Regions from separate parts of the Homo sapiens genome. Here region 1 is linked to region 2. Evidence: chromatin contacts called from ENCODE Hi-C or POLR2A ChIA-PET data. All regions are on one chromosome and are shown on one strand. The core of a region is the stretch at or near the end of the contact, and the rest is flanking DNA. Distances in the headings are between cores, read along the strand shown. Region 1 holds the start of HCG9 (HLA complex group 9). Region 2 holds the start of HCG17 (HLA complex group 17).

Region 1 (5,558 bases), core at 1-2,500, 350 kb after region 2:
CCTCTAAATGCGTTGGAACAAACTTTGCATATTATTATTAGTATCATCGTCATTGAAGTATTAAAAGTCTTCTTGGGGGTGAGCTGAATGAGATCCTTTGCTGGAACTGCCGCAGGGAGAAAAAGTCCTCGAGAGAGGGTAGACACTGTGGAGGGAAGAGCTTGGGACCAGCGTCAGGAGAGCTGGGTCCATCTCCCTCTCTGCCCCTCACTACCCTTGTGACCTTTAGCAGTGTAAATAATCCCTCTAAGGTGGGGACAAGACCCCAGTCCCTGCTGTGCTCAATAAATGATAATGCTCGAAATAAATAATCAGTGAATGTGGATGGGAAAACTAAGTAATTGTTAAAACTCTGTGGTGTATGACATTTTCATCTACAGAAAAGTGTAGGCTAGGGGTCCTGGGGAATGGTTAGTAATCATAGGTGGAGTTCCATTGGGAAAAAAAATGCTCCTAAAGCTGACGAAGATGGAAGGGACACAGTTCGTGATCATGGATGGTTCATTGTCTAATGGGGGTTGGTACCAGATGGTAAATGACAGCTGGACGTGGTGGCACTCGCTTGTAGTCCCAACTACTCAGGAGGCTGAGGTGGCAGGATTGTTCTAGCCCTCGGCTAGAGCGGGAGCGGCTTGGCGTTTCTGGGGGGTCTGAATGGGTCGCAGCGAGCGCGATGCGGTCGCGGCGGGGCTCAGGTGCGATGTGCAGCGAGGTGCGGGAGCTGGACGCTGCCGGTTGCCGCCACTCCTCAGCCCTGCTTTTCAGTCTCTTTTCAGTCCTCCTCGGGATCGCGCATCACCCCCACCCCCTGCACTTTCTGGTCTCTTCTTGCACTTGCTCTCCTCACCTCTCCTCCGCCTCCTCTCACTTTTCGGACAAACCAGCCCTTCTGAAGTCCCTGGGTTCCTGGGCTGTTCCTGTGAATGGCATTCGAGGGCCCTTCCAGCTCTGCCGCTGAGGCAGTCACATCCCCCGGTGCTCAGAGCGGCTCTCGGGTCCCTGAAGCCCTGTCCTCTCCCTGGAGTCCGCGTGTTCTCAGCTCCAGGGCGGGCCGCAGTCCCTGGAGTTGGGGCCCTCCTTTTTTCGGGACCAGGAGCTGGTGCTTCCTATTGCTGTGGGGACTATGGGGCTCCTGACTCTCAAGCTGAGGGGTTGGAGCCTGCCGGCTCCAGGCAGAGGATTCTTCCTGCGACTGCTCCCATCCCCAGCTCATTATCCCTTCGCCTCCCGTTCCCAGGGTTCTTTCCTCTCTGTCAACCCTCCCAGCTACTGTGGACTCCAATGATCTAAGGACACCAAGTTCCCTCCTACTTCCTCAGCTTCCTTTCTCATGGCCCCCTGGGTCCTGTTGCCCTCCCTGCTCCCTGCTACCCCTTTCTATCTGCAGTTCTCTGATCCATTTGTAGGGTGTCCTCTGCCCTCATCCCCTGCTCCCGTCCCTCCTGCCTCCCTTATGGGCCTTTCCTACAAGCAGCCTTCACCCAGTGCTGCCCCTATGCCTCTCCATTCCCAGCTGTCCCTGACCCTAACTTTCTGGTGCTGCCTTTTGTCGGGGGAGTCTTCCCTCCATCCCACTCCCCTCCAGGCCACTTAAGGGGAGCCCTGGTGCTAATGAAAGTTGGGCCTTAGGCAGGGCGCAGGGCAGCGCAGATGCCCCCTCCCCTCCAGTGCAGATGCCTGCTCTGGGCCCTGCCTCAGGTGACCCGTTCCCCACTCCTTCATCCTCAGCCTCACCCTCTTGAGGACCCCACCCTGAAACCCTCAGGTGCTGGACCATCCCTCCCTGGTCCCTCTGCCCCTCTCTGCCTTGGGACCTTATGCTGTTCCCACCTCTTGACCAGCTGCCTTCGGCCCTCAGCAAGTTCTCACCTTCCCCAAACCCCACCCTCCCCCAGACAACCCCTCCCTTCCTGTTCTCACTTTACCCCAAGTTCTCCCAGGGTCACCCCCACTTCCTTCTCATGCCACCCTTTAGTCCTTGCCCTGCCCATCTCCTCACCCCCACCCAGACCCAAAACAGGCTCTAGTCCAACGGCTCCTTGACCCTCATCCTCTTTCGGTTCCTTGACCCCGGTGGGCTGTCAGTTCCTAGACTTCATATCCAAAATCTTCACTTACCACATAGTGGGCTGTGGTCATCCCCTCCTCTGGGCCTTCTCCCAGCACCACCTTCCTCCTGTGAGGGTTTTCTAACCTGAGCCCTCTTTTGGAGTGTGACTGCTCCGCCTTCAGCACCACTCCTCTCTGAAGGCCCTTCCTCAGGCCTTGGTTTTTTTCTCTCTGACCAGGACCCCAGCCTCTTTCTAATTCTATATTATTGTTTGGTACGCGGTGACAATTTCTTTTTTGTTGTTTAATTGTTGTAAAATATACATATAAAGTTCACTATTTTCACCATTTAAAAGTGTACAGTTCAGTGGCATTAAGTACATTCACATTTTTGTGCATCCTGAAACTCTGTGCCTACTAAACAGTAGCTCCCCATTCCTCCTTCCCCCTGGCCCCTGGAACCACTGGTTCTACTTTCTGTCTCTATGAATTTGGTTATTGGGAATTATGCTGCTATGAACATGAGTGTTCAAATATCTTTTTAATGTTCCTGCTTTCATTTCTTTTGGGTAAATACCCAGATGTAGAATTTCTGGATTACATAGTAATTAATTTTTTAGTTTTTGGAGGAAGCAACACACTGATTTCCATAGCAGGTGCCCCACTTTGTCTTTCCCAATGTACTACACAAATGTTCCAGTTTCTCTACCTCTTTGCCAAACTTGCTTTCTCTCTCTCTCTCTCTCTCTCTCTCTGTGTGTGCGTGTGTGTGTGTGTGTGTATTTGATTATAGCCATCCTAATTGGTGTGAAGTAGTAGCCCATTGCAGTTTTGATTTGCATTTCCCTAATAACTACAGATGTTGAGCATCTTTTCATGTGTCTATTGGCCATTTGTATGTCTTCTTCGGAGAATTGGCTATTCAAATTCTTTGCCTACATAGTTTTTTTGAGTCTTATGTTTGTGTTACAGGAATTCTTTATGTATTCTGGATATTAATCTTTTATTAGATAAATGATTTGCAAATATTTTCTTCCATTCTAATGGTTGCTTTTTCACTCTGCAGATTGTGTTTTTTAATGCTCAATTTTTTTTATTTTGATGGGTCCAACTTATCAATTTTTTCTTTGTTGTCTGTGCTTTGGTGTTATATCCATAAAAGTGTTGTCAAAACCTATGTCATGAAGATTATTCCCAATGTTTCATTCTAAGAATTTTTCAGTTTTAGTTCCTGAGTGTAGGTCTTTGATTTATTTAGAGTTAACTTGTATATGTGGTGTAAGTCAGGAGTCCAACTTCATTTCTTTTTGCATGTGAATGTCGTTTTCCTGGCACTGTTTCTGGAAAAGATGCACTGATCCTCCCTTACTCCCATCTTGTACATGATGAGCCTTCCTCAAAGGCAGCGGCCCGCGACTCCATCTCACCCTCACCTGTGTAGCACAGCCATGCTGGTCATGGGTCCCTCTGAGCCTGGGTCCCTTCCCATTTCCACCCTCCCCTCTGGCAAGACCTTCCTTCCACCACTGCCTTCGTGCTCCTCCCTCACCACTGCAGGGCAGCCTCTCTCCTTGGCCTCCTCCCTATACCCTTAGGTGGCCTGTAGCCACCCTGCCTTGGCAGCTGGCCTACATGTTTGCCATCTCCATTCCCCCTTCTTCTGTTCCTCAGTCTGCTCCTCCATCCTCCTGCCCTCCCAGTTTTCCTTGTATCTGAAATCCTCATTCTTGTCCCTTTGCATATGTACATTTCCTGCCTCCTCAGAAAGGTTGAGACAGCAGACCTGTGTGTTAAACATCAATGTGAAGTTACTTCCAGGAAGAAGTTTCATCCGTGGTTTCTTGTTCCCCAGGGCCCCACAGTCTTCATTACAACCTCACGGTGCTGTCCCGGGATGGATCTGTGCAGTCAGGGTTTCTTGCTGAGGGACATCTGGATGGTCAGCCCTTCCTGCTCTTCAACAGGCAGAAAGGCAGGGCTGGGTCCCGGGGACAGTGGGCAGAAGCAGTTCTGGGAGCTGAGACCTGGGACACAGAGACTGAGGACTTGACAGAGAATGGGCAGGACCTCAGAAGGGCCCTGGCATATATCAAGGGACAGAAGGGAGGTGAGAGGTGGCAGCAGGCAAGAGTGATGGGAGACCTTTTCCAGGAGAGCTGGGGGCAGAGAGCAGGGACCTGTCTGTCCCCACTGGATCTGGCTGGGGGCAGGGGTGAGGAATAGGGGTCAGCAGAGCTCGGTGGGGAGGTAACCTGGCACTCAGCCCACACAGAAAGGCATGGAGGAGGGCCAGGGAGGGGTCTCCTCTGGTCTGAGTTCCTCACTTGGAACTGCTGGGTGGGGGTAGCCTTGCATTCCCTCCAGGAGATTAGGGGTTGTGAGATCAGGAAGCCAGCAGCACCAGGGGCTCTAGGCTTTCCTACTCTTATGGGTAGCTCTTCCTCTCTCTCAACCTGGAGACTCAGGAATGGACAGTATCCCAGTCCTCCAGAACTCAGACCTTTGCTATGAACATCACAAATTTCTAGAAGGAAGATGCTATGCCGGCCGAGACACACTCTCACCCTATATGGGTAGACTGCAGGCAGAAACTACAGCAGTATCTGGAATCCTGTGTGGGTGTCAGGAGAGCAGGTACTGGGCCTGGGTAGGGGCTTTCCTCTCCCCTATTCCACTAGAGTCACCCCGACCCCCAACTCTGTCCAGGGAAACCCTCCTTGTGCTATGGATGCATGTGTTTTCTGTTGGTGTGTTATATCCTGATTTTTCTCTCCTGTTAGAGCCACTGGAAAAAGACAGTGGGTCAGGGATTGAAGGGTCCAGTGTCACAATCTGGGGAAGCAGTGGGCCCTCTGACAGAAGCCTGAACCTGGGTGGGTGTCAGGCAGGAGAGGAAGCCCCCAGGGCCAAGGCTGCCCCATCTGCTTCCCAGCCTGCCCATCCCTAAGAGTTCCCTCTGGCCCCATGTACCAGGAGCCCAGCCCTGACATTCCCCTCCTCAGCATCAATGCAGGGATCCCAGAGCATAAAGACACAGTCTCGAGGCCCATCCTTCTGCCAGCCTTGAGGAATTGGTCCCCAGGGTGAGGACAGACTTGCAGAAGGTCTGGGGTCCGTGAGGACTTCTGCCAGAGTCGGAGCAGTGGAGCGGACCAGCCCTATTCCCTGCATCTCCATTAGAGGGGAGCAGGGTTTGGCCATGTGCCTCATTGTCTCTGCCCTTTCTTCTCCAGTCCCCCACTCCTCCACCATGAGTGTGGCCTGCAGTGAGGCCCTGGAGGGCAACATCACCCTGATATGCTGGGCTCTGGCTTGTATCTCCAGAATATCTCTCTGACCTGGTGACAGGATGGGGCGTCTTTGAGCCAGGATGCCCAGCAGTCTTGGGGTGTTCTGTCCAATGGGATGGGACCTACCACACAGAGGTGGCCTGCAGGATTCCCCAAGGAGAGGAGCAGAGGGTCATCTGCTCCATGGGATACAGCAGGAATCACAGCACTCACCCTGTG
Region 2 (6,797 bases), core at 3,147-5,646:
CATCAACTCTGTGTCCTTTCTCAACTCTTTCCATTTTCTTACTGAGGCAACTGCCTATTACCATCCAAGCAACCTTCTGTACCCTAATATCTCTCTTTAAACCTGTCCTCCCATCCACCTCTGTCCACCTACAATAAAAACATGGTTATTATACTGTAAGTTACCTGAAATCTTGTTTTCAAGAGTAACATAACTAAGCAAAGTATATGATAAAATGCTAACACATTCATATCTCTGTTCCCTTTATTCAAACATTTTCCTTTGTCTCAGCAGTAAGTTAAATGATATGCCATGTTACCCATTACCTAGAGAAGCTGCAAACAATTGAATGGTTCAGCTTAGTCCGGTAGGTATCAGTCTCAAGCGATATTACCTATGCCCAATAACCAGTGTGAAAACAAGGAGCATTCTGAGCAGGCAGGCAGAATGAAGAAACCAGACTACTTTTCAGTTCTTCCTAAGTTTAATCTTTTCCATGTGGTTTCATTCATTTATGAAAAATATGACCACACATACCAATATTCACCCATAAGACTCACATGTATTGCAAAAGTCAGAGAGAAATTTTAGGGCACTTCTCACCATTGCTCTTTTTCAGGCTAGAGGACAACTGATCACACATACTGTGTGCCCCTGCATATGCAGCTCTGAGAATACAAAGTGAGTAGTAGGAGCTTACGATCTCTACCTAGGGAGTATCTCATCCTCTGCCGCTTCTCCCTTTTTACCCACACTGACATCGTGTGTCTGCTTCCCCACCTTGTACTCCTGTGTAGCATCGTCCAGTGGCACAACGGTGTGGGCCCGGTGGGTGTGGGAAATTGCACATATCAAGCATACAGCCTCCTGGTCCTCATAACAGAAAAGGCTGAGGGCCTCATGGTGTTGGGGGCAGAGGCTCTCATCCCGGATCTTCCGCTTGACGGCCTGGAGCTGCTTGGCAATTTCCACCATACTGCCTAGTTGCCGATTAGGTCGGAGACTGCGGTAGCGGGATGTCTTTCGACAGACAGGACAAGGGAAGTCCCTCTCTAGGTCCTCCCACCAGCGGGTGATGCAAGCTTTGCAGAAGTTGTGCCCACACTCAATGATGACAGGTTCCTTCAGATACTCCAGGCACACAGAGCAGCTCGCCTCCACCTGTAAGTTCTCCAAAGCCGCAGCTGTAGAGGCTGCAGAGGCCCCAGCCTCTAACAGACTTGTCTCTGCCATAATTTAACTTGGGAGTGGGGAAGAGGACAGAGAAAATAAAAATATTAATTGGAGGTTTTTTCTTTTTTTTTTTTTTGCATCCCTGACCCGACATTTATCCCTATGTTAAGTCCTAACTCCAGATTTGCCCCTTCTTGTTATTCTCCATCTTCTCTTCCAATCAATTCAACCTCTTTGTTTCTCCATTTTCAAAACTTGTGACTCCCAGCCATCAACCTTTTTTTTCTTGTTAGTAAACTGACACACAACCCCCAATTGATCTATCTTGTCTCTTACCTCTGCTTTCTCTTGTTAGAAAGAGAAGCTTCCTTCAACTCTAGCTCAGCATACTTCTCCTGATCCAGGCTCATTCCACTTATATCTTAGAACCAATAGTTCCAGACACTGTATCCTCGTTTGACATACGTTTCTAACAGACAAGAAAGGAATCTGAGAAGTAAAAAAGTCATAAAAATATTAACATTTCTTAAATTAACCATATTTTAAAGTTTAATGTTATAAGAGCTTTATGATTAATCCACTGGAGTCTAAGCTTGATTCTCTGACACTGTTCTCTCATTCTTCTAAATCACAATATCCAACCTTTTGGCTTCCCTGGGCCCACTGGAAGAAGTGTCTTGGGCCAGACATAAAATACATTGACACTAATGACAGCTGATAAGCTTAAAAAAAAAAAAGTCCATGCATAACTTTTGTTCTATCACCACCACAGAAGGTCCATGCATAATTTTTATCAGCCACCACAGATAAGCAAAGAGAGTCCTCATATTGAAAGGGTTAGATACCACTGCTCTAAAGGCTAACAAATGGAATGAATGAGGCAAAGGCAACCTCCTCTTTTCAGGAAAATCTGAAATTATTCTTCCTTTTATCCATCAGACTAGCCTAAAGGAAATCTGCTCTCTTCTTGGAATGACATTTCACGCAACATTCCATTTCTCTTGTGTTCATCTGGACACTCAGAACTGCTGAAAACTGATAAATTATGGCAACCATATTAAATATTGCTGAGCTCAGGCCAACGACTTCTTGAAAAGAGAGCAACGAGTCTATTTGTAGTGACTGGAATCTTTCAATATAGCTATTGATAACTAACACCCTGGGCATAGTGTGTCTCCAACTTATAGGTCCTGGAGTGGTTGCGAATTAAGAGACACAAAAGAGGCAATGAGATCTCCCTCAAGCGCAGCCTCAGAAGAATTGGAAATGCATAGGAGAGATTTATAAAACACAAGGCTGGCCCCCTACTCCATCCTTAAAACATCCATACTTTTAGCCATGGGTAAGTTGATTTAACTATCCCCATAACCTTTTCTCCTCCCGACCCCCATCCTTCTCCAGGGACCTACTGGAAGGAAGGAAATTTGGTAGATCTATGTGCTGAGAGATAAGTGGCCATGTAATGAGGTAGGTTAACAACAATTGTTCCTGTATATATTGTTGGCACACACAAATGTGTTTGATTTGGAGTAGGAACTGATAACTTCTTTGGATTTGAATTTCTTCTGTCAGCAATAGGAGAGAAGTTCAGTCAGATGATTTCTATCTGTGGGAATCCAACTTTGACTTGTGGTGATCCTACCCCTTCCTCAGTCTTTTACAAATTAAGTGGCCTCCTCACCTGAGACGAGTAGAACTGTATGCACAGTAAGGCACCAGGACGGATCTAGACTGGCAAAGAAGTGGTGAGAGAAATGGGGAAAGGGTTAGGGAAGAAGGGAGAGGACTCTCAACTACAGTCATAGTGAGACCTTGAGTGCCTCTGCGTTAGTCCTTCCTCTTCCTCTACTCCTTGTGTCTCAGCTGAAGGGCAAACTTCAGGGACAATCTCATTTTGTTTCTACCACTGTTCAGGGTCCCACCTTGCGACCCTCTCCTGAGAGGTTGTCCACAACTCTGTCCCACCCCCGTTCTCCATCTTCTTCCGCCAGATCTGGGGCTGGGGCATTGGAGAGGGGAAAGAGGAAACGTCGTGGCTGGCAGGGTAGGAAGGGATGCGTGTCCAGGTGAGAAAGAGGTGTGACGTGCAGATGGGATGCCCGCCGCTATGACGCTGCCGAGACCCGCGGTGACTGCGTCAGAGTTTCACCCGGGGAGGTGAGCAGCAGCGGGACGGGGGAACGGCGGGGTAGCCAAGCAACGCCGGACGCGCTGACGTCGCCGGGGCGGCAAAACGTCCGCCCGGGCCCGAGGCGGGCGGAGGCAGCTGTGGTTACGTGCGGGGGGCCGGTGACGCAGTCGCGGGGCGCTGGGACGCGGCTTGCGGAGCCGGCCGGCGAGCGCAGGCCCCAGGCTCGGGCGCGGCGGCGGGACAGCACCTACCTTCCCGGCTTCGGGTCCGGGAGTGCGGGGCGCGGAGCCGCCGGAGCGCTGCCTCCCTCCTTCCTCCTCCCCTCGCCCCCGCCCCGCGGCGCGACACACAATACTCGCCGGAAGCGGAAGCCGCGCCGAGGCTCGTGTCAGTGGAAGCTGGGGTGTCGGCGGGCGGCCGCGGCCGGGTCTAGCGGTGCCTGCGGAAGAAGGAGGAGGAGGGCTGGCGATGAGAAGCAGCAGGGGGAATCAAGGGCAAGAAGGGACCCAGAGGGGCAGGTGGCTGAGATGCTGGCGTCCAGGTGACCCGAGGAATCCTCTGGAGATACAGGCCCGCGCATGCGCGTGCTCGAGCGCTGAAGCCCATTGCCCGCAGGGCGCTGGACTGGCGCCCCGGCCGGCGAGGCTGTCTAGTCCAGGCTCCAGGCCCCGGCTCTGGCCAGGCGCCGCCGCCTCCCGGTGCAGCTGAAAGTCGACGAAGAGGGCGGGGCGGGGGCGGCTTGTGGACTTCCACACTTTTCCTCTCTTCGGGCCAGTCTGGGGAGAGGGTGGCTAGCTGTGGCGGCGGCCAATTACGTGGCGGACCTGCGGGGCTAAGCTGGCACGTCACTTCCGACTAGTGGAGTTTTTAGCCTTTTAACATTCAAGGATTAGGTAAGTTCTCCCCGCGGTAGACTTCAAATACTCTTTGTCCTGCCCCTGCTTGGCGAAATTTACCGAAATTATCTACCTATCCCGCTGGAGTGGGAGCCGGGGGAGAGCTGGAACCGCGTCTCTGCTGCTCACCTTTGTGTCCTTAGCTCCTTCGCATGGGGTCCGACCGCAACACGTGCGCTGGATAAACGCTTGTTAACTGGGTGAGAGCCAAGGCCTGTTCTTTCCACTTCTGGGGCTGTGACTTGAGTTTCTCCGCAGGAGCAGATAGTGTTTGTGTAGGGACTGCGGACTTTTGCATTACAGCCTCCCTGCTTTGCCCGCCTGCTGCTGGAAGCTTAGCAGGTCAGTGATTTTGGAGGAAGTGGGTGAGGTGATGAGGCTGGGGAAGAGTATGCTGGGAGAGGTGTGAGGGGCCCGGGAAGAGGTGATGGGGCTGGGGAGGGGCTAGTAGTGGGTAGAGGTGTGAAAAGGCTGAGGAGGAGGGGTTAGTGCTAGGAGGGGTGTGACACGGCTGGTAGAAAAGATAGCTTGCTCCGCCTCCCCGCCGCCAGCACTAGTCATGGAGAATATTCATTGAAAGAGATGAGCAGATTTTGCTGTACTCTCCTCGGTGAGAAAGGGCCCTAATTTCCGGTGTAAATTGTGCTGCTGTTTACAAACACCCTGCATTATTTAACCTCTCATCTTGGGAGCCAGAAACTATTTACTTGCTGAAAATATAATCCAGTATCTAAGGTATAAAGATTTGGGATCACACATGCTAATTACAGTTGTCTACCTTTACTGTTCCTTTTTTTGTGCCAAGAATTGAAGAAGATTAAATTTGAGAAAATTACATTTGATACCTTTTTTCACATTGCTATGTAGCCGTTAGGGATTTTAGCAGCAGCACTTGTTCTAATTCACAAGATGTCTCACTTGTAAGGGTAGTTTGAAAGCCACTAACTGGGCAGTGAGCCTCCTTAGCCGTGGCTTCGGAGGGAGAGAGAGATTTGGTTTTGATTTGTTAATTTGTGGCGCTTAAGATGTTGATAGCCCTCCTTTCTGGCTTTCTGTTTGTAGATAACCAGGAGGAATGTGATTAGACTAAGGAAATTAACAAGAGGAGGTCCAGTTCTAAGGACTGTGAAGAATGTGCTTGCCTAGAGACTGATATTAAGGGGATTTTATGCTGAATATGGAAGGAAAAAAGGGAGACTGTCTAGGTAAAACTATAAAATTATGAAGCGCAAGTAGTATGACATATAACAGGGCTTGGCAAATCTTTGCTGTAGAGAGCCAGAGAGGACATCTTTTTGGCCTTGTGGTCCATACTCAGCTTTCTCCTTGCAGTATGAAAACATCATTAGACAGTACTAAATGAAGGCTGGGCGCGGTGGCTCACGCCTGTAATCCTATCACTTTGGGAGGCCGAGGCGGGTGGATCACCTGAGGTCAGGAGTTTGAGACCAGCCTGGCCAACATAGCGAAACCCTGTCTCTACTTTTTAGTAGAGACAAAAATTAGCCGGGCGTGTGGCGCGTGTGGCGCGCACCTGTAATCCCAGCTACCTGGAAGGCGGAGGCAGGAGAATGGCTTGAAAGCAGGAGGCAGAGGTTGCAGTGAGCCGAGATCTCGCCACTGCACTCCAGCCTGGGCGACAGAGCGAGACTCTGTCTCCAAAAACAAACAAAAGCTAAATGAGCATGGCTGTGTGTCAATGAAACTTTATTATGGATGCTAAAATTTGAATTTAATAACATTTTCAAGTGTCATTAAATACTCCCCTTGGATTCTGGCCCTCCCTCCCCAGTCATTTAAAAATGTAAAAACCATTCTTAGCTTTTGACGTATACGAAGACAGATAGTAGACCGTAGTTTGCCGACTCCGGACAGGATAATAATGAAATATCCGGTATTTTTCAAGCGATAGTAATTGGGAGAGAGTGAAAACAAGCTATAATCTCTTAATTTCATCTGTCTGTTTACCACAATAATAAAGGGGATCTGAATTCTTAACACAAATTTGTTATGGCCTTTGAAAGTTGCCAAGATTTATGAATGTACGTATATTCTCTAAACAAGAAAAGGTATATTCCTTGTTTAAAAAGGATTACAGTTCAAGAAAAGTGGAATAACACCGAGTTTTGATGTTGATTTATACCAAAGGATTTTCAACACAGGAATATGCAAAAATGAACTGTAATAATGGGATGTAATTAAACAAATTTTAAATATACATTTTTAATATTTTTATATCAATAAGGGAAAACAGAAGCAATCTTGAAATGACTGAGTCATATAGAGCAAATGGGCATATAAGCAGTGTAGGTAGGAAACTGGTTGAGGTCAGATATGATGAGATGGGAGGGATGAAGGCGGGGTTTAATTGTCCAAGACTTGTGAGATTCTTACTCATGAAAAGGCAATATATCTAATCCCCCTCCATTTTTTTCATTTTTTATTATGAAAAATTTCAAACATAGAGACAGTCTTCAGCTTGCTTTTTATACTTTATAGTGGCTTTTATTGTTCCAGTTTGGTGACATAGAGCTACCTCACTCTTTTTAAAGTCTGCATTATTCATTTTGTAGACATGTGATTTATTCAACAATTTTGAGTAGACATTTAAGGTTCTT

The links. Hi-C counts contacts between places; a loop is a spot of excess contacts on that map. ChIA-PET counts read pairs that join two places held with the same protein, here RNA polymerase II (POLR2A). Pooled maps may share reads with other maps.
Region 1: a pooled map shows a loop between it and region 2 (2.9-fold over the local background). The contact joins the promoter of HCG9 here to the promoter of HCG17 in region 2. A Hi-C loop is called at or near these places in 1 of 37 single-sample maps with no recorded cell type and 8 of 50 pooled maps. POLR2A ChIA-PET finds 5 or more read pairs at or near these places in 2 of 52 experiments (WTC11 and naive thymus-derived CD4-positive, alpha-beta T cell).

The regions. Positions count from the first base shown.
Region 1 is chr6:29,970,807-29,976,364 of GRCh38, reverse strand. It overlaps HCG9 (HLA complex group 9), which reads right to left and starts at 1,250. Exons shown (of 3, transcript NR_028032.1): 1 at 848-1,250. It also overlaps the pseudogene MICD. RefSeq lists enhancers at 173-822, 823-1,473.
Region 2 is chr6:30,323,733-30,330,529 of GRCh38, reverse strand. It overlaps HCG17 (HLA complex group 17), which reads left to right and starts at 4,396. Exons shown (of 5, transcript NR_052012.1): 1 at 4,396-4,521. It overlaps TRIM39 (tripartite motif containing 39), which reads right to left and starts at 3,603. Exons shown (of 8, transcript NM_001369521.2): 1 at 3,535-3,603; 2 at 1,489-1,641; 3 at 760-1,219. The coding sequence starts at 1,212. HCG18 (HLA complex group 18) reads left to right here and starts at 3,374. Exons shown (of 3, transcript NR_102327.1): 1 at 3,374-4,379. It overlaps TRIM39-RPP21 (TRIM39-RPP21 readthrough), which reads right to left and starts at 1,219. Exons shown (of 10, transcript NM_001199119.1): 1 at 760-1,219. The coding sequence starts at 1,212. RefSeq lists enhancers at 487-1,686, 4,924-5,567.